Regions from separate parts of the Homo sapiens genome. Here region 1 is linked to region 2. The links are chromatin contacts, found by Hi-C or POLR2A ChIA-PET in ENCODE. All regions are on one chromosome and are shown on one strand. Each heading gives the region's core, a stretch centred on a gene start or an enhancer-like site at or near the end of the contact. The rest is flanking DNA. Distances are from core to core; before and after follow the strand shown. Region 1 has its middle 51 kb from the start of SYNPO. Region 2 holds the start of IRGM (immunity related GTPase M).

Region 1 (3,347 bases), core at 263-2,762, 260 kb after region 2:
GCCCCCTTCCCACTTCTTTATTGTCATTACCAGCAACAACGATAACAGCCCTTCCTTTTCGAGACCCTTCACGTGTCAGGCACCGTGCTAAGTATTTTCTGTGAATCTTCTTATTGCACCCACACAGGGACCCTCTAAGCTGACAATTGCCATTATCTTATTTTAGAGAGGAAAAAGCTGAGGCTTGGTTGTGTTAAGTAACTTGCTCAAGGTCACGTATTTAGAAGGGACAGAGCCCACACAAGCGCCACCCTCAGATGCACAGTATCAGCCCCAAAAGACTTCTAGGACGTGAGGTGGAGAAACTGAGAAACCAAGAGACAAAGGCTGCCTGCCAGGCTTGGTTTGACTCTGGTAGAAATCCCCTCTGCTGTCTCACCCAGCGTCTGATCACCACCAGAGCTGAAGTGCTCTACCAAGTTGCTGTGTGGCCTGGAGCAGCCCCTTGGCCCTCTCTGGGCCTCCACATCCCCTTCTGAGCTATCTTAGAGGCTTTTCAGCTTGGCTGGCTGTGGCGGTCCCTCTCTCCCCCTCCAGGGGCCTATGGTCCCAGCCAGGAGATGAGCCAGGGGAGCACGTAGGGGAGAGGCATGGGGACCATCTCAGGCCTCATTCACCTCTTGATCCTCAGCAAAGATGCTTCTCCCCAAGGCAGAGGCAGGCTCCAGCTCAGACATCAAAGAGCCTGTGCGGCTGGCGCTTTGATGGGAGCCTTGTAAAATAATAGGAAACATGAGGATGACACTGTGCCCCAGCCCAAAGCGCAAGGCTTGGAAAAATGAAAAGAAAAAACTCTTGGCAGCCCTCTGCGCGGGCTTTGGCTGAACTTCGTTCCTTGCAGCTGTCGGCAGCCTGTCCTCTCCCCACTAGGTTGTTTGCAGCCACCCCTGGCGGGGGATGTGGGTCCTTGCATGACTGGTGAACTGGGGACCTCTCCCCACAGCAAAGGAACTTGTCTACTGGAATCCCTTTCTCCCAGGCTCCAGAGAGCACTACAGAGAGCACAGAGCTGGGGGCTTTGAAAGGGCTCACAGGGACTCTGAATAAACCCTCATTTGAAGATACTTTAGTCCATCTCAGACCTGGAGACTGTGTGGCTCATAATCCAATAATTTGCTCTTTCTACCTCCTGCCAAATGCATTAGCAGCAACTGACCAGACCACGGGGGCCTGTCATTCCCCTGCTCAAAACCTTCTAGGCAACAATGTGGTGACACATACTGAATTAAATGCATGTATCCTTTGACCAGCAATACCACTTCTAGGAAGTTATCCAGCTGGCACACCAGCCCACATGCTCAAAGGTGAATGCGTGAGGATATGTTCATCGCAGGGTTGTTTGTGGAAGCAAATGGCTAGAAATGATGTCAAGGTCCATTCGTAGGGATGGGTAATGACGTGCAGAGCGTCTATATGGCAGGACAGTAAGTGGGGGTAAAACCAATGAGATACACCTACATGTGCTGCTCAGAAATTATCTGTAAGGCTGGGTGTGGTGGTTCTTGCCTGTAATCCTAGCACTTTGGGAGGCTGATGTGGGTGGATCACTTGAGGTCAGGAGTTCAAGACCAGCCTGGCCAACATAGCCAAACCCCGTCTCTACTGAAAATACAAAAAAATTAGCTGGGTGTGGTGGCGCACACCTGTAGTCCCAGCTACTCGGGAGGCTGAGGCAGGAGAATTGCTTGAACCCAGGAGGCGGAGGTTGCAGTGAGCCAAGATCACACCACTGCACTCCAGCCTAGGCAACACAGCGAGACTCTGTCTCCAGAAAAAAAAAAAAATCTATAAAGCATACACTGGAACAGAGAATGGTGTGTATAGTACATTACCACTTACAAAAAGGAAGCAATGGAATGCATTGAATCAATATAGCCTCGAATATTGCTCCAAAGACATACAAGACCTGTCAAAAGGGTTTGCTTCTCAAGAAGGAATTGGGAGAGGGGAAGGAAAATTTATTTTTTACTAAGAATTCAGTTGTATTGTTTGCTGCCTTTTTTTTGTAAATAAGTGACTGTGCAATACAAATTTTTTTATGTCAAAAAGTGTGAACACCTTTAAAAAAAAAGGTTCCATATTCCACAGAGGATAAAGTCCAAAGGCCTCATTAGACTGACTTTATGGCCCCTGGGAGCTCCTGGGAGCACCGCCCCAGCCTCCTCTTCTCTCCCCTGCCCCCTTCCTGCACCCCACCCCTAACCTCTGCCATATAGGATGGTTTTTCTCCCCCACTCTCCTAGACAGACTGAGATCCCCTTCTCTCTGACTCCCACAATCCTGGGTGTCTGGGGCTCTGAGATGCTCAAGACCTACTTTCTTCCATGGCTGCTGCAGAGGTCCTTCCCTTCCCAACATGTGGAGCCCCTTTTCCTCTGGGTGGGGACAGGCAGCCTGAGGCTGGCTCTGGGGGAGGGGAAGTTCCCCCTGGCAGACACACCCCCAGCTTCAGAGGCTGGGGTTGCAGAAGTCCAGGGTAGTGACAAAGTTCCAGGAAGGTTATGTGGTACCAGAAACTCACTAAGGGCCCTTTTATAACACGCAGCTTCCCCCGACCCCCGGGGCACACCAGAGAGTGGAAAGTCACGCATGGAGATATGGCCGGTGGCCAGGCTGGCTCAAGAGGGAGTTGGAGGTTGGTCCTCAGACCAGAATGGGAGGTCCCAGAAGCTCCCAGGGTCCATAAAGTCAGGCTGAGGCCTTTGGACTATCCTCTATGGAATATGGAACCATGTTTTCACACTTTTTTGAAACTAAAAAAATTCATACTGTACACTGACTCATTGTAAAATTACTTCACTTTACCCCTAGGGGCCTGGCGTTCATCCTGACAACTCTATTGGGCTTTGAGAAAGGTATGGGGAGGGATATCCAACACAGCTCAGTAAGGCTGACCTTCCCAAAAATGCAAGGGAATAGCTAGATTTTGCCCCTGGGAGAGACCCAATCTTTTCTTCTAAAGAGAAAATGGAGTCCCAATGACTTGTCCCAAGTCACACAGAAACCTCAGAAGAGACAGGACTGGAACAAAGCCTTCTGGCCCCTTTTCCAGAGGCTGTTTCACACAGTGGTGAGAAAACAGATTTGTGGACACCTAATTTGCTGTGTGGCCTTGGACACATCGATTTCACTTCTCAGAGCCTATCTGCTCATCTCCTATAAGAGGGAACTGAGCTCTTAATTGTCCCTTCTAATTATAATGCTATGTTTTATTTTAACAATGTAATAAATAAAAGGTACCTGTCTTTAGCATTCTAGAGTTTCATGATTATGAACATTCTAACAGTCTAACATTCTGAAGTTCCACCCAGACATCCATCCATCCATCCTTCCATCCACCCCTCCAT
Region 2 (3,281 bases), core at 691-3,190:
ACCGGTTGAACTGCATTTCCATCAGGTAGTTCTCCAGGGTTGTGGTGGCAGACCCTGTGCCAGGCAGGTCCCACAACACCACATTTGAAAAGTGGGAAGAGAAATAGGAGGCACATCTTTGGGTAGCTTTTACCAGCTCAGTAGGAGGTGAGGCCTTACCCTCATGTCCTGTGTTTCGAAGGGCACTGATGAAGGTGGACATCCCATTGCCAGAGTCCCCTGCCATAGTGATGTTAACTGGTGTCCTGGACACTATCTTCAGAGTCTCCTTGATGTTAGAGATCACCTCTGGCAAGTTCCCATCTGCTGAGGCTTTCTCAACATTCATGGCTTCCATCTTCAATAAAATACCCCAATGCTGGCCAGGCGCCGTGGCTCATGCCTGTAATCCCAGCACTTTGGAAGGCCGAGGCGAGCAGATCACGAGGTCAGGAGATTGAGACCATCCTGGCCAACATCGTGAAACCTTCTCTACTAAAATACAAAAAAATTAGCTGCGCGTGGTGGTGTGCGCCTGTAGTCCCAGCTAATACAGGAGGCTGAGGCAGGGGAATCGCTTGAACCCTGGACGCAGATATTGCAGTGAGCTGAGATCACGCCATTGCACTCCAGCCTGGCAACAGAGCAAGACTCCATCTCAAAACAAACAAAACCCAATGCTTATGGTGTGGCAAAAAGAGGTTAAGGATGCAGCTAATAGAGTGTGAGGGGCACTTGGGACACTCTGTCGTATCTGTGGGCACTGGAGTAAGCTGCGGAAGTAGAAGAGCAGGTGAGTTAGGATGGACAGGGTACACATGAATCATCTGACTTTTAGCATCCCCAGCCCTCAACGAAGACTGCAGCAGACGATCTTGACTGAGTGTTCTTTGATTGTTTTTATTCAAGCAATGTGCACATTTCTTCAGGGAGCAAGAAAGGTAGGGTCCCTGAGGAACGCCCTGAGGCCGGTTGTGCCTCCGAGTCAGCCTCCAAAGCAGGCATGTGGCCATGAGATGGCTTGAAAAGCAGAGAATGAACCAAGTCTCCTGAAAAGCCCAAGAGGTTTTTGTCTTTCCCTCTTTTACTCTATCCTAATATAGGTCTGCTCCTTCACAAGTTTCAGTACATATTTCAAGACCAAAACCAGACAAGTAAAAGTGACCTATATATTTCTCTGCTGAAGATGGCGCCAGAGGACATAAAACATCCAATTCCCATTGCTTACTTGAAGCTGTGATCATCCCTGTTTAACACTTACCTCATCAGGCGGGGGAGCACACGTGCAGAGCAGTACTGAAATGCTGCAATATACGTGAAGTAAGCCACCAGCCTTTGACCCCCGAGCTTCCATTAAGACTGTCATGTTGGGCCCAACTGAAGTGAGGGAGAGGAGGAGACAGCATACTCAAATGCTCTGCTCTTTTTCAAGGCAGTGATTAGACAATTGCTTATCATTGCATTCGCCAAACCTGGCTCTTGCAGGTTCCACAAGGGGCCAGGTATTTGAGACTGATTAAAAGAAGGTGATGTGATTTCCTACTCCTACCGGAATTGGTGGGTTCTTCGTCTCACTGACTTCAAGAATGAAGCCACGGACCCTCGCGGTGAGTGTTACAATTCTTAAAGGCTGCGTGTCCGGAGTTTGTTCCTTCTGATGTTTGGATGTGTTCAGAGTTTCTTCCTTCCGGTGGGTTCGTGGTTTCACTGACTCAGGAGCGAAGCTGCAGACCTTCGAAGTGAGAGTTACAGCTCTTCAGGCGGCGAGTCTGGAGTTGTTCGTTTCTCCCCGGGGGGTTCGTTGTTTCACAGGTTTCAGGAGTGATGCTGCAGACCTTCACGGTGAGTGTTACAGCTCATAAAGGCAGTGTGGACCCAAAGAATGAGCAGCAGCAAGATTTACTGCAAAGTGCAAAAAAACAAAGCTTCCACAGCATGGAAGGGGACCTGAGCAGGTTACCACTGCTGGTTCGGGCAGCCTGCTTTTATTCTCTTATCTGGCCCACCCACATCCTGCTGATTGGTCCATTTTACAGAGAGCCGATTGGTCTGTTTTACAGAGAGCTGATTGGTCCATTTTGACAGGGTGCTGATTGGTGTGTTTACAATCCCTGAGCTAGACACAAAAGTTCTCCACCTCCCCACTAGATTAGCTAGATACAGAGTATAGATTGGTGCATTTGCAAACCTTGAGCTAGACACAGGGTGCTGATTGGTGTGTTTACAAACCTTGAGCTAGATATAGAGTGCCAATTGGTGCATTCACAATCCCTTAGCTAGACATAAAGATTCTCCAAGTCCCCACCAGATTAGCTAGGCTCAGAGTGCTGATTGGTGCATCCACAAACCCTGAGCTAGACACAGGGTGCTGATTGGTGCATTTACAATTCCTGAGCTAGACACAAAAGTTCTCCATGTCCCCACTAGATTAGCTAGATACAGAGGGTCGATTGGTGTGTTCGCAAACCCTGAGCTAGACACAGGGTGCTGATTGGTGTGTTTACAAACCTTGAGCTAGATACAGAGTGCTGATTGGTGTATTTACAATCCCTTAGCTAGACATAAATGTTGTCCAAGTCCCCACCAGACTCAGGAGCCCAGCTGGCTTCACCCAGTGGATCCTGCACCAGGCCGCAGGTGAAGCTGCCTGGCAGTCCCCGGCCATGCGCCTGCACTCTTCAGCCCTTGGGCAGTGGATGGGACTGGGCGCCGTGGAGCAGGGAGCGGCGCTCATAGGGGAGGCTCGGGCTGTGCAGGAGCCCACGGAGTGGGGCAGGGGAGAGAGGCTCAGGCATGGCGGGCTGCAGGTCCCAAGCCCTGCCCTGCGGGGAGGCAGCTAAGGCCGGGGAGAAATCCAGCACAGCAGCTGCTGGCCCAGGTGCTAAGCCCCTCACTGCCAGGGGCCATCGGGGCCGGATGGCTGCTCTGAGCGCGGGCCCGCTGAGCCCACGCCCACCCGGAACTCGTGCTGGCCCGCAAGCGACGCCCGCAGCCCCAGTTGCTGCCCGTGCCTCTCCCTCCACACCTCCCCACAAGCTGAGGGAGCCAGCTCCGGCCTTGGCCAGCCCAGAAAGGGGCTCCCACAGTGCAGCGGCGGGCTGAAGGGCTCCTCAAGTGCCACTAGAGTGGGCGCCAAGGCTGAGGAGGCTCCGAGAGCCAGCGAGGGCTGCGAGGGCTGCCAGCATGCTGTCACCTCTCACTAGCATGGCCTGGCAGGTCTGTTTCACACACTCATTGTGAACACACACAACACTGCACACAGCCACTCATACCTGGTGTGCACACTCACCCATGCCCAGCCA

The links. Hi-C counts contacts between places; a loop is a spot of excess contacts on that map. ChIA-PET counts read pairs that join two places held with the same protein, here RNA polymerase II (POLR2A). Pooled maps may share reads with other maps.
Region 1: a loop to region 2 is called in a pooled map, with 2.7 times the contacts of the local background. The contact joins the enhancer-like site here to the promoter of IRGM in region 2. A Hi-C loop is called at or near these places in 5 of 50 pooled maps. POLR2A ChIA-PET finds 5 or more read pairs at or near these places in 2 of 52 experiments (H1 and activated naive CD4-positive, alpha-beta T cell).

Annotation. Positions count from the first base shown.
Region 1 is chr5:150,587,501-150,590,847 of GRCh38, reverse strand. It overlaps a transcript of SYNPO not described here. Among named protein-coding and RNA genes, the nearest start is that of SYNPO, 51 kb to the left of the region's middle. RefSeq lists enhancers at 383-582, 130-629. Within about 2 kb of position 1,512, at least 13 of the 41 ENCODE cell types and tissues checked have a DNase peak (open chromatin) inside an H3K27ac peak, as active enhancers do.
Region 2 is chr5:150,845,180-150,848,460 of GRCh38, reverse strand. IRGM (immunity related GTPase M) reads right to left here and starts at 1,940. Exons shown (of 2, transcript NM_001145805.2): 1 at 1,241-1,940; 2 at 1-752. The coding sequence starts at 337. RefSeq lists a silencer at 1,060-1,354.